Linked DNA regions of Homo sapiens: region 2 is linked to region 1. Evidence: read pairs that join two places in POLR2A ChIA-PET (ENCODE). Cell type or tissue: endothelial cell of umbilical vein. All regions are shown on one strand. Links, peaks and the distances in the headings refer to the core of each region. The heading gives the core; the rest is flanking DNA. Region 1 overlaps PHLPP1 (PH domain and leucine rich repeat protein phosphatase 1). Region 2 overlaps PHLPP1 (PH domain and leucine rich repeat protein phosphatase 1).

Evidence for each region. ChIA-PET counts read pairs that join two places held together with the same protein. Peaks named below come from ENCODE experiments on the same cell type or tissue, not always from the same donor. Only the 100,000 strongest peaks of a DNase experiment are listed, where the experiment ranks them.
Region 2: POLR2A ChIA-PET joins it to region 1 with 5 read pairs; 1 of 35 experiments calls an interaction of 5 or more read pairs at or near these places.

The regions. Positions count from the first base shown.
Region 1 is chr18:62,874,362-62,880,801 of GRCh38, forward strand. All of the region lies in intron 4 of PHLPP1 (PH domain and leucine rich repeat protein phosphatase 1), which reads left to right. Among named protein-coding and RNA genes, the nearest start is that of PHLPP1, 160 kb to the left of the region's middle. RefSeq lists enhancers at 3,261-3,761, 4,661-5,162, 5,163-5,662. In endothelial cell of umbilical vein, for the core only: no CTCF peak of the experiment used is centred there; a DNase peak (open chromatin) is centred at 3,290; H3K27ac peaks cover 1,905 bases.
Region 2 is chr18:62,748,451-62,754,890 of GRCh38, forward strand. The region is part of intron 1 of PHLPP1 (PH domain and leucine rich repeat protein phosphatase 1); the gene reads left to right. Among named protein-coding and RNA genes, the nearest start is that of PHLPP1, 36 kb to the left of the region's middle. RefSeq lists enhancers at 2,511-3,407, 3,408-4,303. In endothelial cell of umbilical vein, for the core only: no CTCF peak of the experiment used is centred there; a DNase peak (open chromatin) is centred at 3,261; H3K27ac peaks cover 1,310 bases.

The DNA of each region.
Region 1 (6,440 bases), core at 1,285-5,284:
AGCCGGGCATGGTGGTGCGCACCTGTAATCCCAGGTATTTGGGAGGCTGAGGCATGAGAATCGCCTGACCCTGGGAGACAGAGGTTGCAGTGAGCTGAGATTGCGCCACTGCACTCCAGCCTGGGTGACAGAGCAAGACTCCATCTCAAAAAACAAACAAAAAAGGGCAATTATTTACCAAGTTTTTCCAGTTCAGGTTGCTGGTGGCTGGAGCTTCTCCCGGCAGCTAAGAGTGCCAGACAGGAACCAGCCCTGGGTAGGACAGCATCCCATCACAGGGCGCGCACGCACGCGCGCACACACACACACACACACACACACACACACACACTCTCGCTCTCTGTCTCTCTCTGTCTCTCTCACTTGCCATGTGGACACACTGGTGAACGTAATGTGCACAGCTTTAGGATGTGGGAGGAAGTGAGTACCCCAAGAAAACCACACAGACGGAGGAGAATGGGCAAACTTCACACAGACAGCGATCCTCACCAGGAATTGATTTTTTTCCTCATTAACATTATAGCTAAATGACATTGAATGAAATGACATTGTTCGAGGACCTGCTATGTATCTGTAGAATTATTATGATTATGATTATGATTATTATATTTGAGACGGAGTCTCGCTCTGCCACTCAGGCTGGAGTACAGTGGCGCGATCTTGGCTCACTGCAACTTCCGCCTCCCGGGTTCAAGCGATTCTCATGCCTCAGCCTCCCGAGTAGCTGGGACTATAGGTGCGTGCCACCACTCCTGGCTAATTTTTTGTATTTTTAGTAGAGATGGAGTTTCACTGTGTTAGCCAGGATGGTCTCAGTCTCCTGACCTCATTATCTGCCCACCTCGGCCTCCTGAAGTGCTGGGATTACAGGCATGAGGCACCACGTCCGGCCTATAGAATTCTTAATGTGATTTTTATCATATATGATATGGAAATAGGACAAAAAAAAGTATACCACCAGCGTTTTTGTTTTTCTTAACATTCTCCTTTGGATATTGAATTTTGCCATTGTGTGTTACTATTGTCCCCTGACAGTTTTATAAAATTCTGTGTAATAGTTAAGCCTGTTTTTGTAAAGATACTGTGACTCATGGGAATAGCAGTATGGCCTTAACTTTTATCACCTTTGTTTTCTATATTTATCTTGTGTGCTCTGCTTGGCTTTGCATTCTGAGAGGGCAGGAATCAAGTCCCCCTCAGAGGTCATTACTGTTGCTAGGTGAGCATTAAATAGATACTCCATAAATGAACGCACTCTTGAGTGAATGGTGGGGGAAGTGCCTTTATTCATTCAATTTTATGTATTCTTCGCAAAAGGTATTTGTAGCAACTTCTTTGCAAAAGGTATTTGTAGCAACTTTTTTTTTTTTAATTTTGTTTTTTGAGATCAGAGTCTCACTCTATCCTCCCCCCGAGGTTGGAGTGCAGTGACACGATTTCAGCTCACTGCAACCTGTGCCTCCTGCGTTCAAGTGATTCTCCTGCCTCAGCCTCCTGAGTAGCTGGGATTACAGGTGCCCGCCACCACATCCGGCTAATTTTTGTATTTTTAGTAAAGACGGGGTTTCACCATGTTGGCCAGGCTGGTCTCGAACTCCTGACCTGAGATGATCTGCCTGCCTCAGCCTCCCAAAGTGCTGGGATTACAGGTGTGAGCCACTGTGCCCGGCCTGTAGCAACTTTTAGAAGGAAGTGAGACTGGTAATTTATCATTGTATTTCTCTTTGGTTGAAAGTATGATAAAAGACAATATGCACAGTGAGATGATTCAGAAAACCTTACGTAGAAAAATGTAAGAGAGGATTTGAAGTTGGAAAAGGAGATACTAGTTTTAAAATGGACCGTATGAAACTGGACTTCTAAAAAAAAATCTATGGTTTATTTTACCATTCTCTAAACTCACTTCACATTCTCTTGCCACTCATCTTGCAAGAATGTGCCCCAACTTTTACCTTTGACCACCTGCCGAACCCAGGCTCAACCTAGCGACTCCTACCCCACCCTTCAAAGTGTATTTGTAATGGCATTTTTTCCTTGAAGCTTTTAGTTACTTCTCAATTCCATGTGACCTTTTGCTCTTCTGAATTGTTCACTTTTTAAATATTTTTTGTACTTATCAATCCTTTTATAGTAAGCATCTAAAAATTTCTAAAATTGCCATCTACTGTAAAGTCCTTAATAAATACTCACTGAACTGAATTGTTGGTTTTCCCACCACCAAGGATAATCAAAATAATGTGATCATAAAACTTTAGGAAGAGAACATTTAGAAATGCTTTGAGCAGCGGAACCATTTCTTGTATTTAGTATTCAAGGTGACTATTTTAAGGGGACATCAGTCACTTAGAATGATTATTGATCAACCACATTGCATTATGTGGCACCTACATATCAGTTTCAAGGAACTCAGGCTTGTGTGATTGTGTCTTAGAGGCTGTGGTATAAATTGAGTAAGTTTTCACCTGAAATAAGTAAAGATGACTTGGGTCAAGAGGGGAGTGAATTCAACACTTGGAGGAAAGACTTGATTTGAGCTCTGATTAGATGTGAAATTTGGTTTAGCTGAAAATGGAGAGATGGAGGGGCAGGTCCTCTCATGCGAGAAAGAGGGAAAGAGTGAATGGAGTTGGGCGTGCAAGGATGTGGGCATAATAGAATGAAAGTATGAAGAAATGAGCGATGAGAAACTCCTAATTATGCATGGCATTTATCAAGTACCTCTCTTCTTAGAAAGCTCAAATTTCTACATTTTTGGTTCCCTTGGAGTAGAAAACAAATGACCTTATTTCCTATTCTGCTCTTCTGCTCTTTTGGGGATGTTGGCATTCCAGATGTAAAGTGATTAATGTTAATTACTTATCATTACCAAAAGCCCACATTTCCAGGTTTTATTGAAAGATTTTAGTTTTTGTTTTTATACATAATTCATGAAGACTTCTTTTAATGGAAATAGTGATAATTCATTAGCATAGTGAAATAAAGAGTGGCATGCTAAAACATTTTTGCAGTTCATTTGATCGATTTAAACAGCAGCGCTTAGAACAATTTCAGCTTCTTTGAAGACACTGCTGTATAAAAAACGTTAGAGGCAAGCCAGCTGCAGACTGCTGAAGAAAGAGTAAAGCCTATGTAAAAGAAAAACAGCACAAATGCTGCTCAGGGTTAGAGATAACCTTGGGAAGGAATTTCCACTACCAGGGTTCCATGAGGCTTGCCAAATGTTAAAGGAATTTCATGGAATGTATGGAATGTCTTTTTGTCAGTTAACTGTTCCCAGAACTGGAAGTTCCTTTCTTATACAGCTTTGCTTTTCAGATGGAATTGTGATCCTCTTGGGAAGCTTTCCATTTCACAAGATTCCCATTTTCCTTCCCAGAGAATTTGAGCAAAGCAGAGCCGGCAGGTGGTGCTTGGGGCTCCGTGATTATATAGCCTTTGGTTCTCTTCTTGCCTAATGCTGCCGACCTAATTTATGGCAATGATGGCCCATTTTCTTATTCCCTCATATAGTACATTTTGAAGACGGAGCTCAGAAACAAAATATCAGCCAGGCTATATTAAATTAGTTTGCCCTGTTGACTTTTTGGGATAGTTTAAGATGTTCTTTAACATTTATTCCCACTTAAATAGAAGGGAGAGAGGCTGGTATCTTCAAAAGCCTTGGCTTGATTCCAATTCAGTTATTGTATTCTGTCCACTTCCATTCTTTGAGCTCTGTGGAGCTCTTTGCCGTATTCTCTGAGCTTTAACTTAACTGCAAGAGTTTAATGCCAACACTGTATTTGTAGATATTTGCTATTCTGAGTGGTAATCAACTTTACTCTGCACAGCTCCTAGTGCATAGTAATAAGTATAGAGTAAAAGGACCAAACTGATGCTTATTTTGTTGATGGTGAAGTGTCATCATAACTTGGGACTTGGGAACATAATTAACATCTTTGCTGATGACTTCTGAAATAATTCTTTGGTTGCCGGTATGAGAATGCTGATGGAGACCAATACTCCTCTCCTCCCTCTCTCTGCTACTTCATGTCAAATAAACACATCTAATTCTGGAGCTCATTCAGACAACACACGCATGTCAGTTTTGAAAACTAAGGACCCATGAAAATGTCTGTTTTTATTTAGTGGCTGTAATTTTGATGTCACTCACCATGCTCTAAACTAATGGAGCTTTGAATGGGAGGAGTCACATTCCTCTTGTCATTTCTCTGGAGTGGTGAGGATGATGACACCAGAACTGGCAGGATATTTGACAGTGACCTCTGTAAAAGCAGGGCACACCCATTCCTCCCTGGTGATGTCTTTTGGACGTATAATTAATAAGAAAACCTTGGGGAAAGGCTGACTTTCTAAATAGCTGTTTTTTTCCCCTAATTTTAAACTTTGTCAGAATGCATATTTATACTCCTCATATTGTGTGTGTGTGTGTGTGTGTCTGGAAGTGCAACAAAGGGGAGATATTATCTGATACATGTGATAAATATGTGCATGTTCAGATGTACTATTTCATTCAATTCAAAGTTTTTCATAGGCAAATACCAGTGTCTTCTTGACATGCTCTGTGATTAGACTTTAAGCATTCTTTACAACCACAGGGCTTCTTTCTCCTTAATAATTTGGTCTACTTAATGTTTCCCAATTACCTTGTAGTTTTTGCTTTCCAAATCAGTGTTTCACAAAATGATTCATGAAATGCCTACATCAGAATCACCTGTAGTGTTTATTGGTGCTATGGTTTGAATGTGTCCTCCAAAGTTGATGTGTTGGAAACATAATCCCCCATGCAACAGTATTAAGAGGTGGGACTTTAAAGAGGTGATTAGGCCATGAGGGCTCTACCTTCATGAATGTATTAATGCCCATTATCAAAGGGCCTGAGGCTGTGAGTTTGCTCTCTTGCTCTTACTGCTCTTCTGCCATGGGATGACACAGCAAGAAGGCCCTCAACAGATGCCAGCATCTTGAAATTGGACTTCCCAACCTTCAGAACTGTGAGAAATCAATTTTTTCTTTATAAATTACCCAATGGTATTCTGGATATGTGTGTGTGTGTGTGTGTGTGTGTGTGTCAGAGTCTTACTCTGTCACCCAGGCTGGAGTGCAGTGGTGTGATCTCGGCTCACTGCAACCTCCGCCTCCTGGGTTCAAGCGATTCTCCCACCTCCGCCTCCTGAGTAGCTTGGATTACAGGCGTGTGCCACCACGCTGGGCTAATTGTTTGTATTTTTAGTAGACAGGGTTCACCGTGTTAGTCAGGATGGTCTCGATCTCCTGACCTCGTGATCTGCCCACCTTGGCCTCCCAAAGTACTGGGATTACAGGCGTGAGCCACTGTGCCCAGCTGGTATTCTGTTATAGCAACACAAAATAGACTAAGATAACTAGAAACACAGATGCCTGTTTTTCATCCCAGACCTGAATCAGAACTTACAGTGATGGGGCCCAAGAATCTGCATTATAACATTGCATGCTGAAGTTTGAGAAATAGCCATACCATACGATTCTTTTTAAATGGTCTGTCTTCCAGTCCCCCTCTGTCTATTGAACTCCTACTCATGTTCCTTAGGTAAAAGTTTTCACTTTTGTAAACACTCATGGTACTTCCTCCCCCCACCCCCCAATGCCGCCAGTAAGTTTTCAGTTTTCACCTTCTGCTTTATTTTATAAGAGCTTTGTTCTCAAATTGTTTCAAGTTCCTGGAGGGTGAAAACCATGTCTAAATCACATTTGTATACTTCCAGCACCTTTGTGCATAGTAAGAACTCAAGAAATGTTTAGTGAATAATGGTTCAACCCTAGCATCAGACTTTTATTATACCTAGGAAACTTTTGGGTGTTAGGGTTTTTTTTTTTTCCCCATTTAGCTGTGAGATATGCTTAGCCTATTTGTTATATGGTGTTTAGGCTACTGTCTAAGGACATTTTTATGACCTAATTATTCTCACTGACTTTTGCTTATGCGCACTTTCTCATTTGTTTGGTAATCCAATATCCTTGATATAGATGCTATTTGGTTTTCCTTTTTATATATCTTTATGTGACTTGAGTGGGATTTTATCCAAGTATACTTGTGAATCTTCTCTCCTTTGGTTTGAGAAGAGGAGCAGAAATAGTGATCCATTTTCTGCCTTTTTAAGGAATTTTTTTGTTTTGTTTTGTTATTGTAATATTTTTATTTGTCCTAGTGTGGCGGTTAATATTAAACATCTCTTGAATATCATTGGCAATTAATGGGCTAACTATGGGCAGATATGTTGGTGAGAAAATGAAAAAAAAATGTAGTCATGGATAAATTGAGTAAAGAAACCATCTCAAAACAGATATGTTTAAGTGTAATGTGATAACATATTTCTTGGTTTTTGATTCTTATATTGCTAATTTATTAAAGAATCAAAATGACAAATTTATGCAGCTTATGACTCATTGTTTTCCTGAAT
Region 2 (6,440 bases), core at 1,470-5,469, 130 kb before region 1:
TGCCCAGGCTGGTCTGGAACTCCTGGGCTCAAGCAGTCTGCCGGCCTTGGCCACCAAAGTGCTGGGATTACAGGGGTGAGCCACCACGCCCCGCCCAAATTCGGAATAGTTATATTCTTCTTGTTGGTGGAATCTTTTTCTCATTATATAGTGACATTTTATTTCTAATAGTGACTTCTGCTTTAGTGGCTATTTTGCTTGATATTAATATGATGATAGCTTTTTTGGGTTACTGTTTACTTGGTATATATTTTTTCCTTTATGGTCTTACTATATTGCCATAGTTGCCCTTCTTCTAAACAACATATAGCAGGTTTAAAATTTAATCTGAGAATCTATGGATTCAATCTATTTATATTTGGATTTGTTTACTTTTGACTTTGTGGCTCCCCCCAACACACACACCTTTTAAGGTTTTAATTTTCTCTTTTCTTGGTAGTGTGTTCTTTAGTTCTCATTTTACTGTCCATTCTTCTGGAAGTTTTATAATACATTATTTTAGTGGTTACCTTTAAATATTTAACTTCAAAATGTCACATAAAAAGCGTATAATCACCATTTCTTCAACATCCTTTCTTTAAAACAAAACCCCAAAAACAAAGACCTTAGAATACTTCAACTCTGATAACTCGTCTTCATTTGTAGGTGTTACACTTTTCTCTAGTGTTTTTGCTTTCTTACTTTTTTACTCCTGAAATTTTACATAATTATTATTATTTGGTCGGCACATGTTCAGATTTACCCAAAGGCTTGCTGGTATTCTAAATAAATGTATATATAAGGTTTTTTTTTTTTTTAAATTTAAGTTTTGCAGCCTCATATGACCAAACTCCAAACCTCCTGGGAGTGGGGGAAAAAAGACTCTTAAAAAAGATACCTACTTGCAAAAAGAATTTACTACAATATGGAAAAGTATGTGGGAGAAAGTATGTATTTCTAGAGACTTTGAGATAACATTTAACATTCTGGCTATTTAACTTCTTCCTTTTCTTCCTTTCAGTTTCTCTCTTTCCAGTTTCTGCCTTTCCCGTTGTATTATTCTGCTCAGGTTGTGATAGCAAAATACCACAAACTGGGTGGCTTAAACAACAGAAATTCGTTTTCTCCACAGTCTGGAGGCTAGAAGGCCAAGATGAAGGTGTTGGCAGGGTTGGTTTCTCCTGAGGCCTATTGGCATGCAGATGGCCACCTTCTCCCTTTGTCCTCACTTGGTGTTTCCAGCTGTGCCTGCACATCTCTGGTGTCTCTTGTGTGTCCAGATTTCTTCTTATAAGAATACCAGTCAGGGTTGGGCGCGGTGGCTCATGCCTGTAATCCCTCTTTGGGAAGCCGAAGCGGGTGGGTCACTTGAGGTCAGGAGTTCGAGACTAGCCTGGCCAACATGGTGAAACCTCGTCTTTACTAAAAATATAAAAATTAGCTGGGTATGGTGGCACATGCCTGTAGTTCTAGCTACTCAGGAGGCTGAGACGGGAGAATCTCTTAAACCCCGGAGGCGGAGATTGCAGTGAGCCAAGATGGCGCCACTGCACTCCAGCCTGGGCGACAGAGCGAGACTCCACCTCAAAACAAAAGCAAAAACAAAAAACAAAACAAAACAAAAAAAGAATACCAGTCAGATTGGGTTAAGGCCCACCCTAACAGCCTCATTTTAACCTTATCACCCCTCTAAAGACCCTGTCTCCAAATATAGTTACATTTTGAGGTACTGAGAGTTAGGGCTTCAGCATATAAATTATGAGGGAGGGGGACACAAATCAGCTTGAAACACCCATTTTTCATCTTTCTTTTGGCAAAGGGTGTTGTTATTACGTGCAGTTATGTGTTCACTGGAGATACATACAGAAGTAGTTCATGTCCTCATGAGGCTTTCACCTAGACAAGTCTAGTAATAATCTCTCTCTCTCTCTGTCTCTCCCTGCTCTCCCTCTCTCTCCATCCCTCTATACAGACACAATAGGGCACCTGCGGACTCCTATCAGACTTGTTGCTCTGTGATTACTAATATAGCCACTCTCTTTTACGTAGGAGAAAAAGAAAAAGCCTTTACAGTCTTCAAAACCCCGCACTTATATTTTTATAGTTTTTTTCAAAAGCTGTGCTCAGATTCAGCTTGTCTCAGATTGGACTGTTGACTTTTTGTCTTTTGCATTTATTGCCCTTCTTTTCTTTTTCCTGATTTCCAGCTACTTGTGAGACTTGTTGCTGTTGTGGAAGGAAACACTGTATTCTATAGTTTAACATAGGGAGGGTGAATTTCCTAGTTGTTTTTTTTTTTTTACAAGCTACTGGGTTCTCCACTTTCTTCTGTGATTCATTAATGTATTTTTTCTTGCTGCATTTCAAAAAACTCCCTGCTTTATTAAGGTTTAGGTGACAGGTCACCCCATTTTGGGTGAAACGCCTGGATGGAACAATTAAAGAGAAAATGAAAGGATTCAAGTACAATAGAGAGTGGGAAAAGAGAGAGAAATTTGTGGAGTTCATTTGTCTACATGTCTGTTCACGTTAAATACTGTTTCTCAGGTGTCCCTGATTCCTCAGGTGCCCAAAGTCCCAAAGTGAGAGATGCATTTTAAAAAACCAACACCAACAAAAAAGCAGTGTTAGCCACGTTTGATTTTTTCGGTACTGCAGCTGAGATGTCCGTGATCCATAGTGAATCTTGAATTGATTCTTAGAACTGCACATCTGAGATGTGTAAGAGGTTTTCCCCACTACTTATTCATAAGCCTAGTTGGCAGAATTGATCTGGAAACATTTCCTAGTATAATTATTATTTTCAAAAATAAATGTGAAGCATATAGAATGTTTGTGGGAGGAAGGGGGTAGTCTTTCCCTGTCCGAACTGTCTCTAAAACAAGTGATGTATATGGAAGTGTCCAAAGGAGTAAAACTTGAAGGTGGCTCGGAATTTGACCTCTAGGTAGGAGAGAATTTGTACTTCAACTTCCTCCTGCAATGTTTTTCTAAGAGTAAGAACAACATCATCTCAAGGGGGAAAATGGCAAGCATGCAGAGGAGAGTCATTTGGCCTTGTTAGTCCAGTCCAGCTCCTTGGAAAAGGCTTTCATTTGTATGCTGCCTAATTATACTGTAAAAGAAAAGACTGAATCCATTAACTAGCCAGGCCCTTTGTGTCGCTCCTGAATCCCTTTAATTTCGTGGCTGCATAGAAGCTTTATTCAGGGCATTCCTAGTCCTGCACTATCTTTCCTGTCTGGATGCCAGGCCCTATTCATGGTGTTCTCACTGCAGGAAGTTCTCACAGTCATTTGGGGTGGATGGAGGGGGAGGGGAAAGATGAGGGAAGGCAAAGGACTATGTGGGTCTTTCCCCTCCTCCATTTCCTGCTCTGCCCCTTAAAAACAAAACACCAAACAAAAAGCACACTCAGGAACATAGCTATAAAGGAGGGTCTTAAGTGACTCAGTGGATTGATAACTCCTGTTAACAGAAAATATGTCTTCTTCTGACATCTATTTACAAGTAGTACTAAAATACTCAGAAAAAGCTTTTCAGGTCATATGAGGGTAGGGGGCATTGGAATGGTAATGTGCTCCAAAGGAATTTATTCCTTACAGTGAATGTATTTTAAAGGATTTAAAAAGATTTTTATTTTTAAATTTTGTGTTTTCTTTTTTAGAGACAAGGTCTTGCTCTGTTGCCCAGGCTGGAGTGCAGTGGCATGAACATGCCTCCCTGCAGCCTTAAACACTTGGGCTCAGGCAGTCTTCTCGCTTTAGCCTCCTGAGTAGCTGGGACCACAGGCATGAGCACTGTGCCTGTCCAGGCCCCCCGCGCCCCCACCCAGTAAAGAATAGCTCTTAAGGTTGTGTTAGTAGTAAGTTGGGAGTTGACACAGAGAAGCAGGGTGTTCAAGCAAACATCTAAACATTTTAAAATCTAAACAGGAAGATAAAGAGGCTAAGGAATGCTTTTCTCTTCTGCATGGTCTTTAAAAGTAAGTATTATTTAGGTTTGGTTTAGAGTATGCGACCTTTTACAACAGACGCTGAATTGTTGTTATATCTCCAGTCTTTTCAAATAGATATGCAGATAAAGAGGGGAACTAGAATGATTTTGTTTTGTTTCGAGAGGCCAGTGTGGTAGAAAATAGATAAAGATGAGTGTAGATGGATTCTTGAGAATAGCATGGCACCAATTTTGAATTGCCAGGATGTTCTCTTGGTTAATAGTAGTTCTGTAACCCAAGGGAAGCTTGATCTTGTTGCGTTTTGTTTGCTTTGAATGAATACATTATCAGGGGATGGTCAAGGTTAGATTCCACTCTTGTTACATGTTCAATATCTTTTTCAAAACTTTTGGGATCATTTCAAGTGTCTGCTCTCTTACTGTCTCAGTAGATCCTTATTGAAGCTGACCATGCAGTTAAAAACAACAACAAAAAATCAAACAGCTTGTCAAATCCCTGAAAAATCTTCAGTAGACAATAAGTGTGAATAACTGGATGAAAACTAAATAAAAGTGGAGAGTGTAGTTGTGTGTTGTGCCATATTACTACTGTGACATACATTTAAAAATTATAAACAAAGAAAAATAGCTGTTTAAGGGTTATGACAAGAAGAATTCTGACATGTGGAACCCTTGACTAGATGCATAGGAAACCAGGTAATAGAATAAGGATGAAGAACTGAATATCAGTAGTTTGCATTGAGAGAAATAGTGCAGAGCTTTTTCTGTTTTGTTTTTTAGTGAGGTGGGCATGAGGATATGCTGCACATTTTATTATGGTTAAGGATGTTTTCTTAGGTAAAGTTCTCTTTTTTAATATGGGAAGCTGATGACAAAAAATGTTTTTAGTTCACAGTATTCTATATGATTTATCATTTTAATGTGCTCTTTTCTGATTTAATCAACTGAGTTTATATAAGTCACTTAAGAAGACTTTTACAATATGGTTTATATATAGAGTTTGATTAGAGGAAAATAACTGAAGGCTTGTTTTTATAATAGTAATATAATAACTATCATTTGTTGCACCCAGCAATGTCCCATAAGTTGCACAGGCACTTTGCATGCATTGCTGGCATCTGGTCCTGTTCCCTAGCAGATGTTTCTGTTCACTGCCTTCCTAAAAATTTAATCAGGTCACTGTAGATGTGTGTAGCTGCATTCAGGTGCTCTACTAAATAGTGGGACTTTAGAAATTCATTAGTTACTAAACATTGAGACAGGAGCATGCCCTGTCCATGCTGCCCACTCTAGGATGGGCTTCACCCTTCCTTTTCAGGATATAACATGTTACTATTGTTGATGTACCTTCCAACAAATTAGGCTAATAAAAGTATAATTTCCCTAAGATTATGACTTTTTAAAGTTTGCAGTTTATTTCTCTGCAAGTTCAATTAATGAAATTGACTGTTTTGTAAGATTTCTTACTATGGGCCAAAGAAAGAGAAACCATAGTAATTTTTGATCCTGTGAGATTGAGGCTATTGCTTTTCCTTGAAGTCAGCCCTTTTGGAGTTGGGTTGGTTATTTTCTTGAGCTGTCACCTATTCCTGATTGTCAATAAAGGCTGTGTGGTGAAAGCATTTTGTTACACCCATGTAACTAGCCCTTCAGCTTGTAGTTCCCACCCTGCTTGTCTTAAACACTTCAGCTGTTCTTCTGAACTGCTTTACCATCTTACCTTCTCCAAGGAAGTTGCCATTGTACTTTGTCTTAGATTCTGGCCTCTCAGTTGTGCCTGAATTACTTGCTCAGCTGTTCTGTTCTGCTGTGGAATTCTTTTCATCTTTGTGCAACAGGCATTCCCCATCACCTGTCTTGTCAGTCTGGCACACTGTGCTTGGAGACAAGACTAGGCAGTTGTTGGGTATGAATGTTGGGGTAGCAGTAGGGCATGTCTGTGTGTGCACAGGAATCTGTGCAGGGCACCTGTCTGCAAGTTGGCCACTCTTCTAGAGGTGTAGAGGCTGCAGTCTTCATACTTTTTTTCCCCTCCCAAACTGTTTCTCTGCCAGTTTCAGTGTAATAAAATGTGTTTGGCTTTCAGAGGCTTTCCGTTAAGAGGAACAAGAAGATTGCATTTTGCAGTTAACGCTGAGAGAGCAAGGTGTTTTTGCTTTGGGGAGCATCATGGAAAGGACTAGAAGGTGTTTGAGAAAGCTTCGTGTACTTTGGATCCACAGTATCAAAAGTAGGCCTCTCCAGACCCCTGAGGGAAATATCAGAAGGGAGGGCTGCTTAGCTATTGTATCAAAACGTAATGGAAGTCATTCCCCCTGTAATTTGCTATAAGGGTAACAATGATATATACAACATACCAGATTCCACATATAAATTAAGAGAGAAGAAATAGGATTGAGGATGTAATGTTCACGGCGTTACATTTCTGTAATGTTTAATAGAAAGTAGGAATTGCCATAGTCAGCTACACCTGGTGGTACATACCTGTAGTCCCAGCTACTTGG